Regions from separate parts of the Homo sapiens genome. Here region 2 is linked to region 1. Evidence: chromatin loops called from intact Hi-C (ENCODE). Cell type or tissue: mammary epithelial cell. All regions are shown on one strand. Links, peaks and the distances in the headings refer to the core of each region. The heading gives the core; the rest is flanking DNA. Region 1 overlaps LIMS1 (LIM zinc finger domain containing 1). Region 2 has its middle 20 kb from the start of SULT1C4.

The links. Peaks named below come from ENCODE experiments on the same cell type or tissue, not always from the same donor. Only the 100,000 strongest peaks of a DNase experiment are listed, where the experiment ranks them.
Region 2: it touches region 1 in a loop (10-fold over the local background); 2 of 110 quality-filtered maps call a loop at or near these places.

Annotation. Positions count from the first base shown.
Region 1 is chr2:108,632,495-108,641,352 of GRCh38, reverse strand. All of the region lies in intron 1 of LIMS1 (LIM zinc finger domain containing 1), which reads right to left. Among named protein-coding and RNA genes, the nearest start is that of LIMS1-AS1, 42 kb to the left of the region's middle. RefSeq lists an enhancer at 4,498-5,072. In mammary epithelial cell, for the core only: a CTCF peak has its summit at 4,825 (motif pointing right); DNase peaks (open chromatin) are centred at 502, 3,922 and 4,822; H3K27ac peaks cover 1,019 bases.
Region 2 is chr2:108,393,339-108,402,196 of GRCh38, reverse strand. No RefSeq gene overlaps it. Among named protein-coding and RNA genes, the nearest start is that of SULT1C4, 20 kb to the right of the region's middle. In mammary epithelial cell, for the core only: a CTCF peak has its summit at 5,147 (motif pointing left); no DNase peak of the experiment used is centred there.

The DNA.
Region 1 (8,858 bases), core at 296-8,295:
GAAACTTAATCTAAAGAGTTAGAGACTCTCTTCGGTGTTGCAGATAGGTTTCTAGCATCCCAAACTTTATGATATCTTAACTGTATTTATTTCCCTTAAAAGGAAAATGAGTGAAATGCCATTATGATATCAGGTTGAAATATTTCTGGAAGAAAACTAGCAGGCACCCATTTAAGTCTTAAAATCATCTAAAATACATCGTTTCAGATGGAATATCATCCAGCCACAAAAAAAGAATTAGATCCTGTCAGTGGTGGCATCATGATGAGCCCGGGGTACATTATGTTAAGTGAAATAAGTCAGGCACAGAAAGACACATGCCAGATGTTCTCACTCATATGTGAAAGCAAAAATACAATTGAACTCACAGAATTAGAACGCAGAGTTGGTTATTAGAGGGTGGGAAGGGTGGCTGGGAGGGGAGAGAGGGAGAGGTTAAGGGACTCAACATTACAGCTGAGTAACAGGAATAGTTCTTGGGTTCCTCAGCACTGTAGGGTGACTAATGTTAACAATAATTTATTGCGCATGTTCAAAAAGCTAGAAGAGGATTGTGAAAGTTCTAAACTCAAGGAAATGATAAATGTTTGAAGTGATGGATATGCTAGTTACCCCGATTTGATCCTTATGCATTACATGCATGCAGCAAAATAACACATGCACCCCATAAATATGTACAATTATTATGTATCAATAAAAAATTCCTCCTCTAGTATCTGAGGGAAAACTATCCTAGTTTTATTCCCAAAGCCCACAGGCAAAAGAGAGTGGCCACTCAGGAGCCCCAGGCAGAGGTGTACTGAGGGACAGCCCAGAGAAGGCAGGAATGGCCCCACGCTCAACCTCAGTGTCCATGGGGTTCTGCAACACAAGGCAGGTCTGAAAGCACTGTGTGGCCTCAGAGACACTGCCCACAACAGGCAGAAAGTACTGCAAATAAATAGGTCAGTTACTCAATCCTAACCAGTTTTAAGTCTTGACGACCTATGTGGTGGCTTGTTTCTTAAGAAGCACCTCTCCCTGGATGATCTCTAGAAAAGTTGCTAACATGAACCAACCAACAAATATCTACCCACAAAGGACTTTGTAAAGGACATGGAGCCTGGGGAAGGGAAAGGAGAAAGACTGAAATCAAGCTCCTCCCAGCACTCTCTCCTTTCTCCATGACACTCCCTGAGTGCCTCAGACACTCTTGTGACGCTCTTACTCCCTGCAACAAGCCATCCTGTCCCTATGATAATGGAGACACTCCCATCACACAGGAAACCCATCATGGAAAGACACGAGACTGGATGGGAAAACAGAATGGGCAGCAAAAAGGTGCAATCATTAAAAGCAGAACACTAACAAATGACTGAACAATGGCAAGCCTCAGTTTCTGTGAGCCCGTGCGCATGGATGTGTAAGTGCTTTGGGATGGGATCACTGAACTGTACTGTTTTGGTTTGGTAAGTTGAATTTGTCAACTTTTATCAGCCCAACAGCAATATAGCTTATTGCAGAAAATGTATGAAAGGCAGAGAAGAATCACGCATATTCCTGCCAACTGGAAACAAGTACTTTAACATTTTGAGCTCTATTCTTTTTAAAATACATGTACACGGCTGGGCACGGTGACTCACGTCTGTAATCCCAGCACTTTGGGAGGCCAAAGTGGGTGAATCATGAGGTTAGGAGTTCAAGATCAGCCTGACCAACATGGTGAAACCCTGTCTCTACTAAAAATACAAAAATTAGCCGGGTGTGGTGGCAGGTGCCTGTAATCCCAGCTACTCAGGAGGCTGAAGCAGGAGAATCACTTGAACCCGGGAGGTGGAGGTTGCAATGAGCTGAGATGGCGCAACTGCGCTCCAGCCTGGGCGATAGAGCGAGACTTAGTCTCAAAAAAACAAAACAAAAACATGTACACATATATGATATATGATCTTAAATAAATGCAGGGTTGTTGCAAGGTGACTTTAGAATTATCTTTAAAAGTGATGATCAACATTTCCAGCACTGGGTGAAACATACAAAGGACATACGATTTTCTGGATGAATACCACTGTCCCTTTTTTTTCTCCTGAACTTTCTGCTTATCAGAAACCTGCCCAGTCCTCAAGTACCTGCTCAAGATCTTCTCCAGGAAGCTTTCTTGACATTCCAGGCCTTATCGATCTTCTGTTCAGCAGCCATAGCACCCACTGTGTGTCCCATGCAGTGAGTGGGTAAGATTTTCATTGGATATAATGTTGTGTTCTGTATCGCAAAGGTGCTCCTCATCTCCTTAAGAACACCAGGAGGCCCTTAAGTAGACATTTTTTTTTTTTTGAGACGGAGTCTCACTCTGTCACCCACGCTGGAGTGCAGTAGCGCGATCCATGCTCACTGCAGGCTCCGCCTCCCGGGTTCACACCATTCTCCTGCCTCAGCCTCCCGAGTAGCTGGGACTACAGGTGCCTATCAACACGCCCGGCTAATTTTTTGTGTTTTTAGTAGAGACGGGGTTTCACCATCTTAGCCAGGATGGTGTTGATCTCCTGACTTCATGATCCACCCGCCTCGGCCTCTCCAAGTGCTGGGATTACAGGCGTGAGCCACCGTGCCCAGCCTGTGCTTAGTTTTCTTGAGACAGAGTCTCACTCTGTTGCCAGGCTGGAGTGCAGTGGTGCAATTTTGACTCACCGCAACCTCGATCTCCTGGGTTCAAGTGATTCTCGTGCCTCAGCCTCCTGAGTAGCTGGAATTACAGGCATGTGCTACCACACCAGGCTAATTTTTGTATTTTTAGTGGTAGAGACGGGGTTTCACCATGTTGGACAGGCTGGTCTCGAACTCCTGACCTCAGGTGATCCGCTCGCCCTGGCCTCCCAAAGTGCTGGGGTTACAGGCGTGAACCACCACGCCCAGCCTCTGTTGAATCTTTATACCCCTCATGGCACCAAGCACACTGTCATCATGCAATTAATCAAACTGGACATCTTGAGAGAAGTCCCTAGACTGCCTGCAGAGGGCATCTAAAGAGGGCAAGCCCTGGTGAGCTGCGTCCCTACCCAGACACCCAGACAGCTCAGTCTAGCTCGTTGCCTTTGGCGTAACTTTCCTCAAGAAAGACAGCTCGATCAATCAGAATCACTATAGTTTGAAATCTATAAGCCACCTCACAATTTTTTTTTCTCCCATGGTCCCTCAAATAAGCAGTGTTTAGTCAATTTAAAAACATTCTTGGGCTGGGCATGGTGCCTCATGCCTGTAATCCCAGCACTTTGGGAGGCTGAGGCAGGAGGATCACTTGAGCTCAGGAGCTGGAGACCAGCCTGGGCAACGTGGTGACACACCATCTCTATAGAAAAATTAGCCGGGCACGGTGGCATGCACCTGTAGGCGCTACTAAGGAGGCTGAGGTAGGAGGATCGCTTGAGCCTGTGAGCTATGACTGAGCTGTGATCATGCCACTGCATTCCGGCCTGGGAGACACAGCGAGATACTGTCTCAAAAAAAAAAAAAAAATCTTAAAATTTTCTCTCATAGGTTAGGTGATTTTTCTCTGACCATTTAGAAACTTTAACTAGAAAATGTCTCTGTACTAGTTCCTTTATATTTCAAATCACTTATCTTTTCATTCTTTTATTTTTATTCGTATTGTGATCCATTAACATACATTCTCACACCTAAACAGCTTTTTAAAAAGATAACATTGTGTTCTGGTCAAAACAGACAAATTAGAGGAAGCTGTGTTTCCAATACAGAATGGCAGTATTTTTAGCTAGGAATGCTGACTTAGGAGAACGCCCAGATCACCAGTGACAGCCTCCAGTGTGTCAGGAGCTCTTGACACGGCTGTAGTGGCTGTAGCACCAGAGTATCTGGCTCTAAATAACACCCTTATTTTAGTTCTGACTCAGTCAAGGCTATCTCCCTGGACATTAACCTTCAGCTACACTGGGAGGGAAGTCCGTGGGAGTTTTTATTTTGTGACTAAGCTTAACACGGGGTTTACTTCCCTCAATGATAAGGTAAAAGAAAACCATGAGAATTTCAGAATAGAACAGAATAAAAAACATTTCACTTGAGTCAAGTGAAAACAATGAACCTTTTCAAATTCAAATGTACATATCTTTCACTGCCCGTTATTTTCTTTTTGACACAGAACATGTTTTGTGTAGATTTTACTGCATTAAACAGCATTTGAAAATACTGACCAGGATGAAGCAGAGGAACTAAAATACACACACACACACACACACACACACACACACACACACACACACACATATATGTATATTTTGCTGAATTTAAAAAGGTTTCTTTTCTTTCATTAACTTTAAATTTTGTGAAATGTACACAGAAAGGCAAGGGATTATTTCAGCTACCATAACTTAGATTTTGCCATAAGTACAATGAAAAAAGATGTGGAAATAGTATAAGGTCAGGAGGTCAACCACTGTAAGCTGGTGCTCATGTAACACTGCCCAGCTACAACCAGGCTAGCAGCATCTCCCAGGGGCCTCAGTCACTCCTCTTGTTCTGCAGGCTCCTGTGCTCAACCTTCCTCTCTCCCCACACAGAGCTCTCCATTCTCTGTCACGGAATGAAGCTATGGTTTTTGAAAGCAGTTCACAGGGCTAAGTAGGAAGCTCTTTATTCCATTCCTTACCTCTTCTCAAAAAGTGGTATTCTATACATCTAGCAATAATATATAAAAATATGGCAATTACCCACTTAGACAGACCCCCTTGTGTCCTGTAGGAGGCATCACTGGGATATTGCTAGGTGCTGGTGATGCAGTTACTGCTACCTCTGTGAATCTTTGTCCTCTATGAGCAGCACTGAGACCTTGTCAGTAGAGGGTGCTGGAGAGACACTGCAGGAGGAAGAGGTTTGCTTCCCAGTCCTGCCTGCTCCCTGGGCAAAGCTCCTGCAGCACTCTGGCTTCTTCGGTGTCTAGCTCCTGCAGGGCATGGTGGCTAGCACCAGCTTCAGTGGCACTGGCCCCTCAAAAGTTTTACAGCAGAGTGCCTTGGACCCTGATGGTGCATGCAGCCAGCAGCACCCATCCCTTGGCAGTCAGCTATGTAGGGGGTACCTTGGGTGAGGGAACTCACTGGGAACAGCCTTCTCTGGTATTGGAAAGGAGGATTTCCAGCAATCTGTGCCAGCGACTTTTCTGCATGCAGCATGCCCTGGTAGTGTGACCCCGGGCACGGAGTAGGGCTCCTCCCTTGGCACTCTAACTCAGCTCTAGGGTCCGTGGCTGCTCCTTACAGCGGCTATTCCTATACTCTTTTGCTTTCTCTCCTCTTACTAGCCAATTCCTTATTACTCCAAAACCTTGTTAGAGTTAGTAATTCTATCTTTATATTAAACCTTTCCTGTTCAAATTAGCGTGTGGGTTTTCTCTCCTGGTTGGACCCAGGCCGACAGAGGCAGCCTATGTGAGGACTCTGCAGCTGATGGTACTTAGACCTTTTGGGCTCTTTCTCCAAGATGTCACTTAGGAATTTAAACAATTGTATTTACATTCAAAACTAGGAACAGACGATTTAAACAACTGTATTTACATTCAAAACTAGGAACAGACGGGGGGGAGGAGTGTGTTATCACGTAAAGGTACAGAATAATAAACCTGTCAGTTAAACGGGAGTCCAAGTCTGTCTACCTCATTCTTTTTTTTGAGATGGAGTCTTGCTCTGTCACCCAGGCTGGAGTGTAGTGGTGCGGTCTCAGTTCACCGAAACCTCCCCCTCCTGGGTTCAAGCAATTCTCTGCCTCAGCCTCCCAAGTAGCTGGGATTACAGGCACCCACCACCACGCCTGACTAATTTTTGTATTTTTAGTAGAGACGGGGTTTCACCATCTTGACCAGGCTGGTCTTGAATTCCACCCGCCTTGGCCTCCTGAAGTGCTGGGATTACAACCATTCTTTTTTTTTTTTTTTTTTTTTAGAGATGAAGTCTTGCTCTTTCCCCCCAGGCTGGAGTGTGATGGTGCAATCTCAGCTCACTGCCACTTCTGCCTTCCGAGTTCAAGCGATTCTCCTGCTTTGGCCCCCTGAGTAGCTGGGATTACAGGCACCTGCCACCACACCCAGCTAATTTTTGTATTTTTAGAGATGGGGTTTCACCATGTTGGCTAGGCTGGTCTCGAACTCCTGACCTCAGGTGATCCACCCGCCTGGGCCTCCCAAAGTGCTGGGGTTACAGGCGTGAGTCACCGCGCCCAGCCACAGCCATTCTTTATTTATGTAAACTAGAGGCCACACATGGACTCATTGTTCAAGTCAGGGCCAGAAGATATGGCCACCCCACACCCCAGTGTAGACCCCCATCCTCATGGCACTTTCTGGCCCCAGTGACATGTCTGGGGGCCACTCAATGTGAGCTCCTGGGTTCCTCTGTGACCCCAGCAAAGAGGCAAACAGGGACACACACCCATTGGTCAGTCCTCAAGAACAAGAGGAGAATAAAGGAACTGAGGCGATCAGTGAACTTTTGTTCTTCTTGAAGATGACTGGGAGGGTGGCTAGGACAGCAGCTCCTTGGGCAGTCGCTGTGCTCTGCTGCGCCTGGCCGTGAGGGCTTCTGTGAAGCTTTACTGTGAGTGCTCCACATGCTTTCCTGTCATGGTCATTCCTGAGCCTCCCTTCCTGTCACATCACTCCCACAATAGAATGAAGCAGCCGCCTGTTTTCTAAATAGTCCCTCGATTTCAGGACATTTGTGGTGAAAAGGACCATGTGTACCACTTAACACTGATGTGTGTGGCGTCTCTCCAGAGATGTCGCCAGGACAAGGTGTCACATTCAGAAGGCACAGCTTCAGGAGCCTGAAAGCCAGCCTTGGGAGGGCTGAAAGATTTGCCTCTTGCTAGTGGTAGGGGCAATGTTCTGTATGAGCTTCTTTGTTTTCTGAGGGGATTGAGAAAAACCTAAAATGTAATGCAGTAACAGTCTGGACAATTTCTGTTACAAAATGAGCTTTTAGGAGATGACATATTACCTCATTATTTCTTCTCTTTCCTCATTATCTACCTCTCTCCCATTCCCCATTGGTATAGACATTAAATTGAACAGCTGGCATGCTGAATTAACATGAGAGTCACTGAAAACTGAGTGCTGCATGAGAGCTGGCAGCTGGCACACCAGAGAGCCCTGCAGTCCTTCTTCCCTCCCCCTACAGACATCCTGCTAGAAGGAGACCCCAACCTGACACAGGTCAGTTATTGCATGGACTTCCTTGAGCTTTGCCCAGCCTGCTTCCTCCCTCTCTACCCTTGTAAGAGTCTTTGAGGACAATCCTCCCTCCTCTTTCCTTTGGAGCCACAAAGAGGCTACAGCCAGCATCCAGTCCCCATCTCAAACACAAACCTCCAAGAAATACTACTTCTAAAGAACGGTGGTGTGCAAGACAGAATCACAAGAAAAGCTTGGTGGGAGAAACACCACGATGGAGCTCAGGGAGATTATTTCAGGAAATTTTGCAATTGAGGCACAAGGATGGACACACACACACACCTGTGTGTAAATTTCTTATCATTTAATTACTTAAATAATATAAAATAAAACTTAATTTTCCTGATTTTAGGGCAACAAAACTCCCTGCTCTAATCCTTTTATAAACAGCACTGTCGCCAGGGATTTCAGTTCAGAATGGCAAACATGCACTTGTATGACTCTGGGCCAACCAAGTCTTTTAAGTCAAACCTTTAACCAACTATTAGTAAAGCATAAGACAGAACAATCTCTTTTATGGCAGCTCATAAATGAAAAAGCAAAAATGTAATCAAAACTAACTTGGCAAGAGGCCAAATTCATAGGCTGAGAAAACAGAACAAAATAACTGAGCTTCAAAGAGTTTAGAACCTATTAGGAAAGCAAATCAAATGGTGAAATTGAGAGTGGTTCAAATAAACTAATAAATATGGTGACTATTTGGACTATGTTCAGACTGAATATAAGAGGTCTGACGCTCTAATGACAGCGCCTATGCTGGTTGTATAAAAAGTCAATAATTTAAGCCTATTTAAAAGCAGCAGTCATTTTTACTCTTCTATGGATGGCAATATTCTAACCTATTACAGACAAAGCACCACATGACTATTTCAAGAGACAGTTTTATCCTTTGAAATAAAACTGCTCTGAAACACAAAAAATAATTCTGTGTTAAAAGAATACATAAAAATAACCTCACCAAATCAATTAGTAAGAATTAAGATGCTGGCAAAAACAAAGGGACAGAAGAGCAGGAATAATTCAAAAGGCAAAACCAAATCTTCCACTGCCGTCATGATGAACATTAAATGTTCTATTTCAGAGCAGAGCAGGGGATACACGGATGCTTCCTGGAGTGGAGGGGGAAGGGGACAAGGGAGTCACCTGGTACACTTTATTAACCTGAGCACAAACATAATCAGAAGAACAATATCATAATGGCTCATAAGGCAATGTCAGTGCTTTCTCATTCAGAAATCAATGTGTACACTTGCTATGCAGGTACAGATTGCCTGTAAGTAAACTGCTTATATAAACAGACTTTTCAAGGTCAATTTACCTTCCTTTTGGTTTAATATTTTCATCTACATTTAAGTAGCCTGAGCCAGTATTCCAGTTCTCTGAGGCCACAATCCCAGGCACTCATGTACAGCTCTGTAGAAGTTGCTGAAGTGCCACTACTCACATGTTGATTCTATAGCAGTATCTGCATTCCCTCTTACATTTTCAAAGCTGAGGAGGCAGAGAGGCTTCTCTTTGGCTCGCTTACCATTCATTTGGCCCCAAATACCATTTTGTGCAATAAGATCTAGCACTGCCTGATAAAGAACAAGGTGTCCAGAACATCAGGACTCTGGGCATATCCTCCCTTGAGTTTTCCTTCACTGTT
Region 2 (8,858 bases), core at 328-8,327, 240 kb after region 1:
GGCCCCAGTGAGTTCCTTGATGTAGCTGTGACAATATCTCTCACATGAGGGGCTTAGACAGCATTTCTCTCTTGTCTGGTAGTACCCATTTTCCCTCATGGCTTTCTTTGGCTCCTATTTCTTCTAGCTTTTCTTGCTTTCTGGGGGAGAAGATAGGGACTACAGCTGGAGCGGGAAGATAAGGGGTTAGGTGGAAAATGGGTGCTGCTTGAGAAGAGGCAGCTTGTTTGGCTACTGGTTAGCTATGTTATTCCCTCAGCTCTCGAAGGAAAGATTCTTCTAGTGACCTGGAACATGAACAACTGCTATCTCTTCTGGCAGCTGTAAGTTCTCTAGTACTTAGATTATTAAGTCTCTATGGACTAAGTTTTGGCCTTTACTGTTAATGAGACCTCGCTCTGCCCAAATTTTCAAAGGTGTGGATGACTCCAAAGGCATACCTGGAGTCAGTATGAATAGCTCCTTTCTGGTTTTGCAGAGATTTTAAGGCTTGATTTAGTGCAAACAACTCATGTGTTTGTGCAGAGCAGTCATTAGGTAATCTTCCTGATTCTATTTTTGTGAGGGTGTCTCCATCTACCACTGAGTACCTGTTAGGCCTTTTCTCTTTTATCACTTGAGAAGAACCATCTACAAAAAGGTGTCTTTCAGTTTGAAAGGGAGTTCCAATTTCTCTGGCATCTTGGAGGGACAACTGTGAGACTGGGGCTTGTCTATGGTGAGAATTTCTAGGAGGGGGCAAGCAAGAGAGAGAAGCTGGATACTGAGGATGGGGTGGACCCGGAGAAGCAGGGCTGGAGGGAGCTGGCTCCCCTGCTGAAGGTGCCTCTGGGATTCATTTCTTTAGTTCCCTGGGATTGCACCTTGTAGCCTCACCTAAGATGGCAAACAGGAGGGCTGGATCAATCCTAACACTGTTGGCAAAGGTCTGGATTATTGCCCTGAAAGGTGTAGAAATCCTGCAAATAGGAGGCCTGCGATCATTTGTCCTCACAGTTACAGAAAAGGTTCAACGGGAGGATGGTATTGAAATGAATGGTTCCTTCCTGAGGCCAAGCCAGCCCTTCCTGTAAGTCATAATTTGGCCAAACCTTTGTGCAGAGGGCTATGAGGCATTTTCTTCCAGAGTCTGAAGGTCAAACAGTCCCAGAGATTCGGGATACACCCCAGAGGAGTATAAACTGGGGATGGTGAGGATAGCTGGTTGCCCATTCTGAAAGGAAACAGATGTCCCTCATTTTCCTTCCTTCTCTCAGCAATAACTCAGGGTGTGAGGGAGAGAGAAAGCAGGTGTTCCTCACTTTCTCTTCCATGTTTTCATCCCTGACTCCTGGTGACCTTGACAGGTGCTCACCCATGGGTGCCAATGTGGCTTGCACCCATGAAGTAGGGAGAGCCTAGAGAATAGGAATTATCTGCACTAACCTATCCCCCCTACTTTTGACAACCTTTAATTCCCTAGGCCTCATCTATGCCATGGAGCATGGCCTCCTTCCATGGAGCAGGAGTTTAATTGGCAGGAATTAGTCCTGCCCATTTACATTGTGCCTGTTGCCTGGCTTTGGATCCCTCAGATCTGGTTTTCCATGCTAAGGCTTCAACCTAAAGCTTGGAATTGAGTTTGGGACAAAAAAGGTATTTCAGGGGGGTGCATGGGTCCATTTAGATTAACCCCCATATGGGCCCTGCCAAATTTGCAGTCATCAGACACCAGGGGTCACTCCTCTGTTGTTTCCCTATCATAAGCAGAGTTCTGAGGTAGGAAAAGAACATTCTCACTTAGAAAAAAAATAGCTTAAAGTGCAAAAAAAAAAAAAAAAAAAGGCGGGGGTCTGTCCTGGGGGAAGAACCTCTTTCTCTGTACAAATGGGCTCCTTCAATCACTGTATACCTTCCCTTGTTCAGACTGAGTTGAGCTCCTCAGCAGCTGGGCTCACAGGGTCCCTGACCTCTGAGATTGCCCTGGGGTCTGGGTGGCATGTGCAGCTTACTCCTGCTCTGCTTGGCCACTGGGCATGGCACATGCATGTGGTGGATATGCCCAGGTGCCCAAGCTGGAAGGGGAGGGGGTAAGGAGGGGAGCCACCATACACCATGCATACCTGCAGCTTTTGGGGTGGGGGTGGGGATGACACCTCTAAGAACAAATGGAAATCACATTGTTCTGAATTGCATGTCTGATGGCTGGGCCAAAAGCTCATTCTACTTAATATCTCTAGTTTGTAGCAAAACCCTTAACATTATAAAAGAAGAGACAGGAGCCATTTCAAACTGTGAAAGAAGGAAGGAAAGATACTATAGGAAAATCTAGGGGTCTTGGCTGATGCTTCCAGTTGCCCCAGGACCTTTTTCTGGTCCCACTCAATGGCTAAACCTTCATGAAGGGAAATCAAGCCAACATTCCTTTCCCCTGAAAGAAACAGAGAGGTGGCAGTGTCTTGGAAAAGAGACAGAGCTGATAGTTCCACATTTGTACTCATCCTTCTGATGGATCCTGGATGAGCCCCCAGATGAAAGGAGATAGTTCCCTTGACCCCTTCACGGGACTTGTGAAGCGAGTGACTTGTTTGCTCAGCCCACAGCTTTCAACCCCTCATGGGAGGGAAAGCATGCAGGTGAGTGAGTGCAGAGACCAGGATGAACACTTCTGGGTAGCCAGCAGGAACAGAACTCCATATGGGCCCATAGCAGTGTCTAGGGGTAGCCTGTGACCCCTGGGGCCTCAGAGGGCATGTGTTACAGTGTGCTGTTTTAGCTTTGCCATCCATGAATGGCTTAACTATTAGATAACTCAGTGGAGGGTCAGTGTGACAGCTTCTTGAACCCATACCTGGGTCTTTGTCTAGTGACCAGGAGGAATCAGGTTGCACGAACAAATTGAAGATAACAAATGTGGAGGATTTCACTGCTGATGAAAGTGGCTTTCAGTGGGATGGGGAGGTAGCAAGGGGATGGATTGGGAAGGTGGTCTTACCCTGGAGTTCGGCCAGCCCTGGCCGGCCGAACTCTTCTCCGAGGTTTCGCTGTTGAGCCATAACTCTGAAGTCAAGTTGCTTCTCACCAATGTCAAGCTGCTGCTTCTCTCCTTCTCTGCCACACTGCTCTGATCCTTTGCCAATAGAGTCTGGGGTTTTAATGGATACAGAATGGGGGGCAGGGTGGGCCAGGGTGGGTTTGGAAAAGGCAACATTTGGGTGGAAAAACAGGAGTGCATGTTCTCACTTTAGAAAGCAGTTCCAGGCTTGAGGGTGGAGCCCTCACCAGGGACCCTGCACTTTTCTACCTAGCATTTCCCTGCCTACAGTCTGTATCACTGTGACCTGGAATCCCCCTCCTAACTTCAAGTTGTCTTGCCTTTGCTTCAAGTTGTCCTGCCTTTTCCAGACAAAATCATTGTTCATCTTACATATGTTGACTGATGTGTCATGTCTCCCTAAAATGTATAAAACCAAACTGTGCTCAGACCACCTTGGGTACATGCCATCAGGACCTCTGGAGGCTGTGTCATAGGCATGTGTCCTCAATCTTGGCAAAATAATCTGTCTAAGTTAACTGAGACCTATCTCAGATTTTCAGGGTTCACGTTTTGGTAACCATTAAGGGATTCTGAGTGGAGGTGCCCCAGACCTTTGACAAATCTCCTATCAGTGCTTGGTATCTGCTTGAGCTATCTTTGTGGCTCAAACCAATAAGACAATTTACTGAGGCCTAGAAGTACCCCCTCCGGAGAATCCCTGATCTCCCCAAATTTGGTCAAGATCTAAAGTTTATTTTGCTGTACAACTTCTGTTTTTTGTTTTGTTTTGTTTTGTTTTGTTTTTGGAGTTTTACACAAGGAAGGCAAGTTTTTATTGCTTTCATGGTGATGGAAGGCAGGTAACTCATTTATGGAGTTTGAGCTCACTTCCAGTAGGGAAGATGAATTCGAGATTTTTCCAGTTTCTAGGATGGTAGAGAGTAGTCTTCAGCCTGAGACCCATCCCTTCATAAGTAACTGAATTAGGGTTTGTCTTGGTCAAAGTTAAGATTAATAACCAGCTGGTCTTAATTTCTCCTTACCACTAGAGTGCTCAGTAATCGTACAAGTTTTGCCATCATTTGTTTTGCTTAAAACAGATGATGTTGTTTTTATTGTTATTAGTTTGTTTCTGTTTTTGTTGTTGTTTTGCTCTTTTTCCCATTTGGGTTAGATCAACTCTATCTGACTTGATCATGTCTGAAGGCAAGTTCCAAATTATGGGGAACAAGGCCTCTGAAGTGGCTAAATTTCCACACACAAAAAGAGGTGGTGTGGTGTTGGGAGAAAAATGACCAGCAAAAGGTGGTGGTGGTGGGGAGGAGGGGAGGGAAAGATTTTTTTATTTTGACTATTTAAGGGGCTTTATTTACATAACAAGGTCACCTTTTATCTAGGCGGGCCAAACTGAAATAGCAATGGCTGTCACCCCACAGTGCAGTCCCATAGCTAAGGGTTCTGCCTTCTTTTTTCCTACTATGACAGCCTGGTTTTGTTTCCTAAATTAAGCCCTTTCTGGTTTGATATTTGGTACTTCTGAAATAGCAGCAATTTGTTCTAGCTGAAATATGGTAATGAGATTTAAAAGGATTTTTTTTTTTCGAGACAGAGTTTTGCGCTTCTAGCCCAAGCTGGAGTGCAATGGCGTGATGTTGGCTCACTACAACCTCTGTCTCCTGGGTTCAAGCAATTCTCCTGCCTCAGCCTCCTGAGTAGCTGCAATTACAGGTACATGCCACCACGTCCGGCTAATTTTTTGTATTTTTAGTAGAGACGGGGTTTCACCATGTTGGCCAGGCTGGTCATGAATTCCTGACCTCAGGTAATCTGCCCACCTCAGCCTCCCAAAGTGCTGGGATTACAGGCATGAGCCATTGCGCCTGGCCTTAAAAGGATTTTTTAAAAGGAGTTCAGTGGTTAAAAGTCAGTTTAATTAAAAGATAACATCCAAGTTGTGTGTGTATGTGCATGCATGTGTGTGTGTTTGTATTTAAAAGGCCTTCAAGTGTTGTTTTTTTTTTTTCTCCCAGGACCTCGTTCTTTTCTTGAGCGAAAGTTTTCTTCTTTTCAGTTGACTGAATTCTGTTTTCTAAATTTACTGGTGCTGTCTCTCCTTTCTCTTGCGCCCTCTGCTGCATGAGGGACTTAAAATAGTTTATAATAGCCTAGGGTTTCTTAAAGAAGATGGAGAAGGTGCCAGACTCCCTTTGGGGAGAGACCTGTTTTTCCTTATGGAACCCTGAGAGTGTAAGCAGACAAATTCATCTCAGCTCTTAAATTGCTTCCTTTTGTGTTGTGTTACCTGATTTATTGACTAAAATAGTTATTGCAACAGAGGCTACTCTTGGGTTTTTAAGGAAGAGTGTAGTTTAGACAGTTAGAAATGCCTTTGTTTAAAAAAAATTTTTTTAAGTGCACTGTAAAAGCATCACATGGTCTAGCTTCATAATAATTCTCCATTTTTGGAGACCCAGGATTCAGTATGGGCTCTGCCCAGAGCTCAGAGATCCAGTTAAAAGAGAGGTAGTTCCGGCAGGGTGCGGTGGCTCACGCCTGTAATCCCAGCACTTTGGAAGGCCTAGGCGGGTAGATCATGAGGTCAGGAAATTGAGACCATCCTGGCTAACACCGTGAAATCCTGTCCCTACTAAAAAATACAAAAAATTAGCTGGACGTGGTGGCGGGCGCCAGTAGTTCCAGCTACTCGGAAGGCTGAGGCAGGAGAATGGCATGATCCCAGGAGGCGGAGCTAGCAGTGAGCCAAGACTGCACCACTGCACTCCAGCCTGGGTGATGGATCGAGACTCCCTCTCAAAAAAAAAAAAAAAAAAAAAAAGAGAGGAAGTTCCTAGCTAAATAAAATTGGTCTCCTCATACAATCTTATGATAGATTTCTATAATTTTATGTTTGATTTGGTATCCATCTTTAATTTCTCTCTAGCACCATTAGACTTTTTCTCTCAGTACTTTAAGATGTAAATTTTGCTATCTGAGTTTTTATCTACAAGTTGTTTTCCTTCAATATGCAGATTTAGGGCTATTTAGCTGACAACTGCCTATGGTAGCAAACAGATTATTGAGAATTTGAAAGTCTAAGATAAGAAAAAAGGTTCTTATGAATCTATAAGATGTACTTCTATTGTCATGCCTAATACATCTATGTATTTATGTGTTGTGTACACAATGTTTTACTACATATATATACATATATATAAGAGCTCTAATTGACTTAAAAAAGCACTTGAATCAAATACTTTATCAGGAAAAAAGAAAATACTAGTCAAAAGCTTTTTCAAGGTTATATAACTTTAATAAATAAGTTGGCTTTAAAATTATTGGTAAAGTAATATTAGAAATGTCTTAAGAACTGCCAGCATATATTTTTGTTTGCATTTATTGATCAAGCAATTTTATACTTATCCCTGCCAAATACTATAAGATGTCAAAATTTGTCATAAGGGTTAGAAAACTATAAACCCAGCCCAAAACAGAATGATCTTTGCTTGTGTAATTTTTAATAAATAAGACATTGATACTGGTTTAAGGAAAATAGCTATATCTTGAATTATTCAGTTAAATTACTATAACTTCTAATCGTGTGGCTTTAGGCAGTTTAGTCCATAGGCAGTAAGGTTTGTTTTGGGAAAGGACTGTTATCATCTTGTTTAAAAACTAAAGTAGAAACTAAATTCCTCCCAAAGTTAGTTTGGCCCATGTCTAGGAATGAACAAGGACACTTGGAGGTTAGAAGCAAGATGGAGTTGGCTAGGTCACATGTTTTTCACTGTTTCAGTTATAATTTTGCAATGGTGAGTTTCATATCTTTAAATGATGACTATCGCAGTTTTCATAGTCTAGGTAAATGATTAAAATAAGATAATTAGGCTAGACACGGTGGCTCCCGTCTGTAATACCAGAACTTTGGGAGGCCGAGGCAGGCGGATCACGAGGTCACGAGATCGAGACCATCCTGGAAAACATGGTGAAACCCTGTCTCTACTAAAAATACAAAAAATTAGCTGGGTGTGGTGGCACGTGCCTGTAATCCCAGCTACTCAGGAGGCTGAGGCAGGAGAATCACTTGAACCTGGGAGGCAGAGGTTGCAGTGAACCGAGATCACGCCACTGCGCTCCAGCCTGGATGACAGAGCGAGACTCTGTCTCAAAAAAAAAAAAAAAAAAGATAATTAGGTGAATGTGATGGAATAAATACTTGTAGACAAATGTCATAATTTGGAATCTAAAGTTATATTAAATTAAATAATAGATATTTCATTATTTGAATATTTTCCAATAGAAATATATTGTAGGAAAAAATTCTTTCTAAAAAAGTGTCATTCTAAAAAAGGCGAACAATTTTGTCTAATTCAAAGCTTATTTAAAGGTTATGGGCCAGTCATGGTGGCTCACACCTCTAATCCCAGGACTTTGGGAGGCTGAGGCAGGTGGATCACCTGAGAACAGGAGTTCAAGACCAGCCTGACCAACATGGAGAAACCCCATCTCTACTAAAAATACAAGATTAGCTGGGCGTGGTGGCGCATGCCTGTAATCCCAGCTCCTCGGGAGGCTGAGGCAGGAGAATTGCTTGAACCTGGGAGGTGGAGGTTGTGGTGAGCCGAGATCGTGCCATTGCACTCCAGCCTGGGCAACAAGAACGAAACTCTGTCTCGTAAACAAAACAAAACAAAACAAAAATTTCTGTGCAGTGCAGAAGGTCTTTACTTTTGCCTTTTGGTAACTGGCCTAACAGATTTTATTGTTTATTGAAACAATTCCTATGCCATTATTATCAAGTTTTGGTTTGCTTAGGAAAAAACTGAGATTAAATTAAAAAAAATTAAGGTTATTACATCCATGTATCTTTCTGTATGTGCCTTTAATGTACTTGTGACATTGAGTTACAGGGCTTTGACTCCTGGGTCTAAAAGAACACCAAGTCCTGCTAAATTTTAAACCTTGACAGCAATTAAATCCCATCTACAAGTCCAGTTGAAGATGCCAATCAAAATAAACTGCATTCCTGAAACACGGGGCCAGAAATTAAAACTATTCAATTCCTCAAGGCCCAGGGACTATTGTGGAAGAGGTGGGCTTGTGAGATTTTAAGGGCTGATTTTGGGGATAAAATACCTTCAGTTTCTCTATTAATTAATTATTAATGTCAAAGACACATGGATGCAAGAGCAGCATATAGGCCCCTATGTCAGATTAGCAAGGTTTTCTTGAAGCATTAACTGACTCCTTAATAAAGATTATAAAAGTCTTGTGGAAGTTATATCTTATAGTCAAGATTAAAATCTTAAAGATTGTTTATACATTTTAAAAAACAAATTTAATCGGTTTCATGCTGTTTTTATTAGGGCTTATTGTTTGGAAAATTAACATTCCTCTCTTAAATAATGAAGGTTTTTGATTTTTTTTTGAAATACTTGAGTTATCACTCTGGTCAGGTGACTGACTTATTTTGCAATGACCTGAGATGTCAAGTGATTTTGATAAAAGTGATTTTCATATGAACATACAATACTATAGGATTCCATATTTGCCTATATGTTTACTTTTACTAGAAGCTTTATATTTTTGCATAGTTCCATGTTACTGGATAGCATTGTTTCATTTTAACTTGAAGGACTGCCTTTAATATTGCCTTTAGGGAAAGTCTAATGGTGATGGGCTCTCAGCTTTTGTTTTTATGGGAAAGTCTTAATTTCTCCAGTTCTTAAAGGAGAGTTTGTTAGATATAGTATTCTTGGTTGGCAGTTTTTTTTTTCTTTTAGTTCTTTGAATATATTATTCTACTTCCTTCTGGCCTGTGAGGTTTCTGCTGAGAAATCTGATA